Linked DNA regions of Homo sapiens: region 1 is linked to region 2. A link is a loop called in an ENCODE intact Hi-C map of the cell type or tissue named here. Cell type or tissue: IMR-90. All regions are shown on one strand.

Region 1 (2,500 bases), 740 kb before region 2:
GTGGTTGAGTGCTGCTTTAGTCCCAGCTACTCCAGAGGCTGAGGCAGGAGAATTTCTTTAACCCAGGAGGCGGAGGTTGCAGTGAGCAGAGATAATGCCACTGCACTACAGCCTGGGCAACAGAGCAAGACTCTGTCTCAAAAAAAAAAAAAAAACTTCATCATATGAAATTTAACGTGGAAATAGTAGTTATGTTGGTGTCAATAATACTTTATCGAATGATATATTTATTGCATATGTCACATTTGATGATCATTCTAGTGATCATCAAATCACTAGAGATATAGAGATATTTAAAATATAGCTCCTGCCTTCAAGGATTTAATAGGCTTGTAGGGGAAGCTCACGTGAATACAACTAAATATAATCCATAGCAATGTGTTACATGATCTGGGTCCTATTCTCATAAGCACCAATTTTGTTATCAGACCCATCTCCAATATAAATTTGAGGTAGAGCATCAAAGCCTGTCCTGGAAGCCTTATAATCTGACATTTGAACATGAGTAATAATCAATCATTTATCAACAATTATGTATTGAGCACATACTATGTTCTAGGTATTGTGCTGTTTTTCTAAGGGTTGGAAACCTTCATTCAGGGGCATCTATAGTGCTCTGTATGACTCACAGAGTTTTCTAACATTTATTAGACACTATTATGTTCTAGTTACTTTAACTTTGAAAGTTCCATGAGGTGGAAATTGTTGTACCTATGTGCAAATGGAAACTGACTCAGTAAAATTAAGTAATCTTTACAGTATTATACAGCAAATAACTGACATATTTAGACCCAAATCCCTATAGTCATGATGCCCTATTCTACTACTTTTGACATCCCATGCTTCCAGCTAATAGAGACATTTTACAGGTAATTTGAGTGCGCAGTACTGACTGAGACCTATTTTCTTTGTCAGAAGCCTCTATTTACACCTGTGTATATGGACAAGCTGGTCACTTACATGTTCTTTTAATTCCACTAAAATATAAATGAAAATATTTTATTTTTATTTTTGAGTTTGAAGGGAATGCTTTATAGTATAATGATGAATATATCAGGAAGGAGTAATATCAGGAAGAATTTAAAATGTAGTGATACACAGAAATGGTGACAAAAGAATTTAGAGAATCTACCTGTAGGTGTCTTTAAAAGTAGAATGTAATTTTTATGTATCACACAGTCATATAGACTAGATTATCTGTTGAGACCATTTCACCTTATAAAGTCATCATGTTGCACTGTCATATTATTACTAAATTGGACAGAATGTGCAAACACAGGAAAGAATTAACTTCTTTGGTAACTGTAGTTCAGGTAGCTGACACCAGGTGGCAGCAGCCAGGCACTCACATCTTTTTGAGAAAATCACTGAATCATACTCTTAGGAGACACCTTAGGTAATATTTAACCCAAACCATTTTACAGTTATGGCAACTTGAGACCCAGAGCCATGATTCAGCATAGTTCTGTAAGAATAGCTTTTTGTTAAAGAAAAACCATATATAAATATTAGTTAGACGACATTATGTGCAGAATAAAAAAGAAATGGAGGTGCTATTTTGGGCAGTATTTAAAAACAAGCGATATTTTATGCTTATTCAAGAGTTATCTTTCTTATTCTTTCCCAAGCAACCCCCCTGCCTTGCAGTCTCACCCAATAAGGGAATAGTACATTCTCGGATGGGATCTTTCAAGGGTTTAAAGCCTTGCTTCAGGGATATGTGTAGTGTCTCCAAGGATACTGTAAAGTCAGTTCCCTGAGGTTGACTCTGATCCAAATCTCCACAGTTCAGTGCTGACAGGGACTTTAGACAGCTTCTTGCTCACTCTTCTCAGTATTTTTTCCTCTGTAACAGGCATAAGAGGCAACTCATGCCTATAAGCATACCCAAGCTTTTATAAAAACCCCCAATAATACTGCATAGACGAGCCTTTGCAACCACCTGTTATTGTCACAGCTTCAGTTAGGGTCACTTGCAATAGGCTTACCCTGGATAAAATAGGCTGTGCTTTATTGAAGTTGCATTAACTGACATCTGACTTCTTTCTTTTCCTCTAAAGCAAACACACAGAATATAAGCGAGTGAGACTGGAGTTGTCTCCTTTTAAATCTTTTATCCTTTATTTTTTTGAGTAAATGATTTCCAATCACTATATAATTAATATCAGTATCTGAAATGTTTTTCACGATGAACATGACCTTTCAGTGTGTCTCCACAGCACAAAAGAGAGCCACTTTTCTAGCCTAGTTCTCTAAACATGTTTCAGATGAGAAATTTGTCTACCAGAGGAGGTCACATAACTAATAAGATGTCACATAGCTGCTAAGATGTCACACAGCTACTTCAGAGCCTCACAGAGCCAGGACCAAGATCTGAGTGTTATTGTAATGATTCTGGTGTACATTTAACTGCTTTACTTAAACTTTCTTGAACTCAAAGCCAGCTACGCATGAGTGTAAGAACAAGACCGATTTTAGAGTCTGCCTTTTCACTGCTTCA
Region 2 (2,500 bases):
GGCACAGTGGCTCATGCCTATAATCCCAGCACTTTGGGAGGCTGAGGCGGGCAGATCACCTGAGGTCAGGAGTTTGAGACCAGCCAGGCCAACATGGTGAAACCCTGTCTTTACTAAAAATACAAAAATTAGCCAGGCATCGTGGTGTGCACCTGTAGTCCCAGCTACTTGGGAGGCTGAGTCAGGAGAATCGGTTGAACCCAGGAGGCAGAGGCTGCAGTGAGCCAAGATCACACCACTGCACCCCAGCCTGGGCAACAGAGTGAGACTCTGTCAAAAAAAAAAAAAAAAAAAGCTAAATAAAATTCAATACATATTAATAGGTCATGTAAGATTAATTTGCAAATAAGTCATGTTAACAATAATGTAGTAGTTTCAGAGAAAGGAAGTAGAATCCCCAGGGAAGGGATCTGGAGGATATGTCTTTGGTCTCAATTGTTCTTCATAGGTAAGAGACTTGCATAATAGACAATAACCTTTCTAATGAGGGGCAGAATGTCCATTCCTACTCTCACACACAGACTATAGAATATTCCTAGGTAATTTAGTTATTAATGGCTTACTATGTGCCAGGTATTGTATATGTATGTATATGTATATAAACACATATACATACACATATATATATATACACACACACTGAAGAAAGAGAAGAGACAGTAACACTTAAAATACAGCATGTCATAGTATACATATTCAATAAGTGTTGCTATTACTATCAACTCTGCTTTAAGACTGTATCTGTTGTTTTTTAAAAAGGTTCAGATACCCATGTATAAGGAGGGCCTCTTTTGGATAGTTTGGGCTGTTCCTTCTTTGGGACAGGGATTGGACTAGATTGGCATTTCCCAAAGTGTGTTTCGTAGAACACTGAAACAGCAGGATTGTAATAGGTTGCTACTGTAATAGGTTCATTTGTACAGGCTTCTTCAATGAAGAACTTCTAAAAAACATGTTTACCTGTGTCCATTGGAAATCTCCTAGAGCAGATGAAGTCTATGGCTTTCAAAAACATTTTGACCACCAAACCCTTACATAAGGAGTAACTTACAGGACACCAGTAGTGGGAAATGCTCGAGTAGATTTGTTATTATTATTTGTGACGGAGTCTGGCTGTGTTGCACAGGCTGGAGCACAGTGGCGTGATCTCGGCTCACTGCAACCTCTGCCTTCTGGGTTCAAGTGATTCTCCTGCTTCAGCCTCCCAAGTAGCTGAGATTACTGGTGCCTGCCACTCTGCCCAGCTAATTTTTATAATCCCCATAATTGACTGATTCCTACATTCTTGCCTATACAGAAAAGGGAAGTAACGTTTTACTATGTTTTAAGGTTATGGGTGCCATCTAGTGTTCATGCATTGTCAAAACACATTACTTAGCAACCTGAAGATGGAGGGTCCTGAAGCTCCATTATAGGGATTTTTTTCCAGGCCTACCCCTTATCCCCACCAGAATTCCAAAATTAAATATTTAAGATGCTCAAAGACAAAGAAATTGTCACCTTGGGCTACATCCTATACATGTATTATAAGTGATCTTTTCTAGTTTCTCTTTTATGTATTCTATTTCTCAGGGATTTGTTGCAGAACGGAATTCAGTAATTGAACCATATTCTTGATGTATTCATGGAGGAGAATTTAGGGCATTCAGCATGCAGTCACATTAACTAGTGCAGTCGCCTCCTCAGGCATTCTTTCTGCAGAAGGAAAGCTAGAAATGCTTCTCTTATTATTTGTTTCAGTGATTTGTTAGGAAAAAATGTGAAACAGAGCACAGAGAAGCAATACCCCTAGAAAGAGATTATTTCCTGTCTCTCCAAGCAATTTTAGTTTATTCATTCCTCAGGCATCCAAAAATGATCACCCCAGCTGACTTGCTAACTCCAAAGCTCATTCTTGATATGGACTTTAAGTATTTAACAAAGTGTGTTTCAAGATACGTGATTGGGAATATGTATTGCCAGAAGTGAAATGCTGCAGCTGTCGAAGTGAAGGTATAATAGGTAACTGGATTTCCAAATTAGAATTTAAATTGCATTGTTGATTTAAAAAGAGTAAAAATGAGTCACAGCTGACATGGGTATTTCAAAAATTTTCAGGTTATCTTCATGTTTAGAAACGTGCAGAGGGGAAGGACTTGATTTGCCAGGACTCTATTTTCAAGTTAATTAAACAGAATATGAGCACTATACAGACTATTCTCCATCTTGGGGTACTGATAAGGTCACCTTATATTGTTACCTCAAATAACATTTCTAAATCTCTGCTGGTGTTGTTGCTTCCACCTCTCCACTGCCATCCCCAGTAAAGATGTCCAAAATTATTTCTTCGATTTCCTGAAGTGGTCCTCATATGAGCCGCCAGACCTCATCCCTTCCAGTCACCATGCCATACCTGCCGTGCCGTTCCTCTCTGGCTCTGGTTCCCGGTCCCATGAAGGAACCTTGCTTTCCTAGTTTTCAGTACTGATGTTCTCTGCCTAAGAAACTCTCTCTCCCTCTG

The links. A loop is a pair of places that touch in the nucleus more often than their neighbours do. Peaks named below come from ENCODE experiments on the same cell type or tissue, not always from the same donor. Only the 100,000 strongest peaks of a DNase experiment are listed, where the experiment ranks them.
Region 1: a loop joins it to region 2, with 12 times the contacts of the local background. A loop is called at or near these places in 25 of 110 quality-filtered maps.

The regions. Positions count from the first base shown.
Region 1 is chr11:84,563,616-84,566,115 of GRCh38, reverse strand. All of the region lies in intron 6 of DLG2 (discs large MAGUK scaffold protein 2), which reads left to right. Among named protein-coding and RNA genes, the nearest start is that of DLG2-AS2, 930 kb to the right of the region's middle. In IMR-90, a CTCF peak has its summit at 1,329 (motif pointing right); no DNase peak of the experiment used is centred here.
Region 2 is chr11:83,826,992-83,829,491 of GRCh38, reverse strand. The region is part of intron 17 of DLG2 (discs large MAGUK scaffold protein 2); the gene reads left to right. Among named protein-coding and RNA genes, the nearest start is that of DLG2-AS2, 190 kb to the right of the region's middle. In IMR-90, a CTCF peak has its summit at 1,329 (motif pointing left); a DNase peak (open chromatin) is centred at 1,781; H3K4me3 peaks cover 253 bases; H3K27ac peaks cover 810 bases.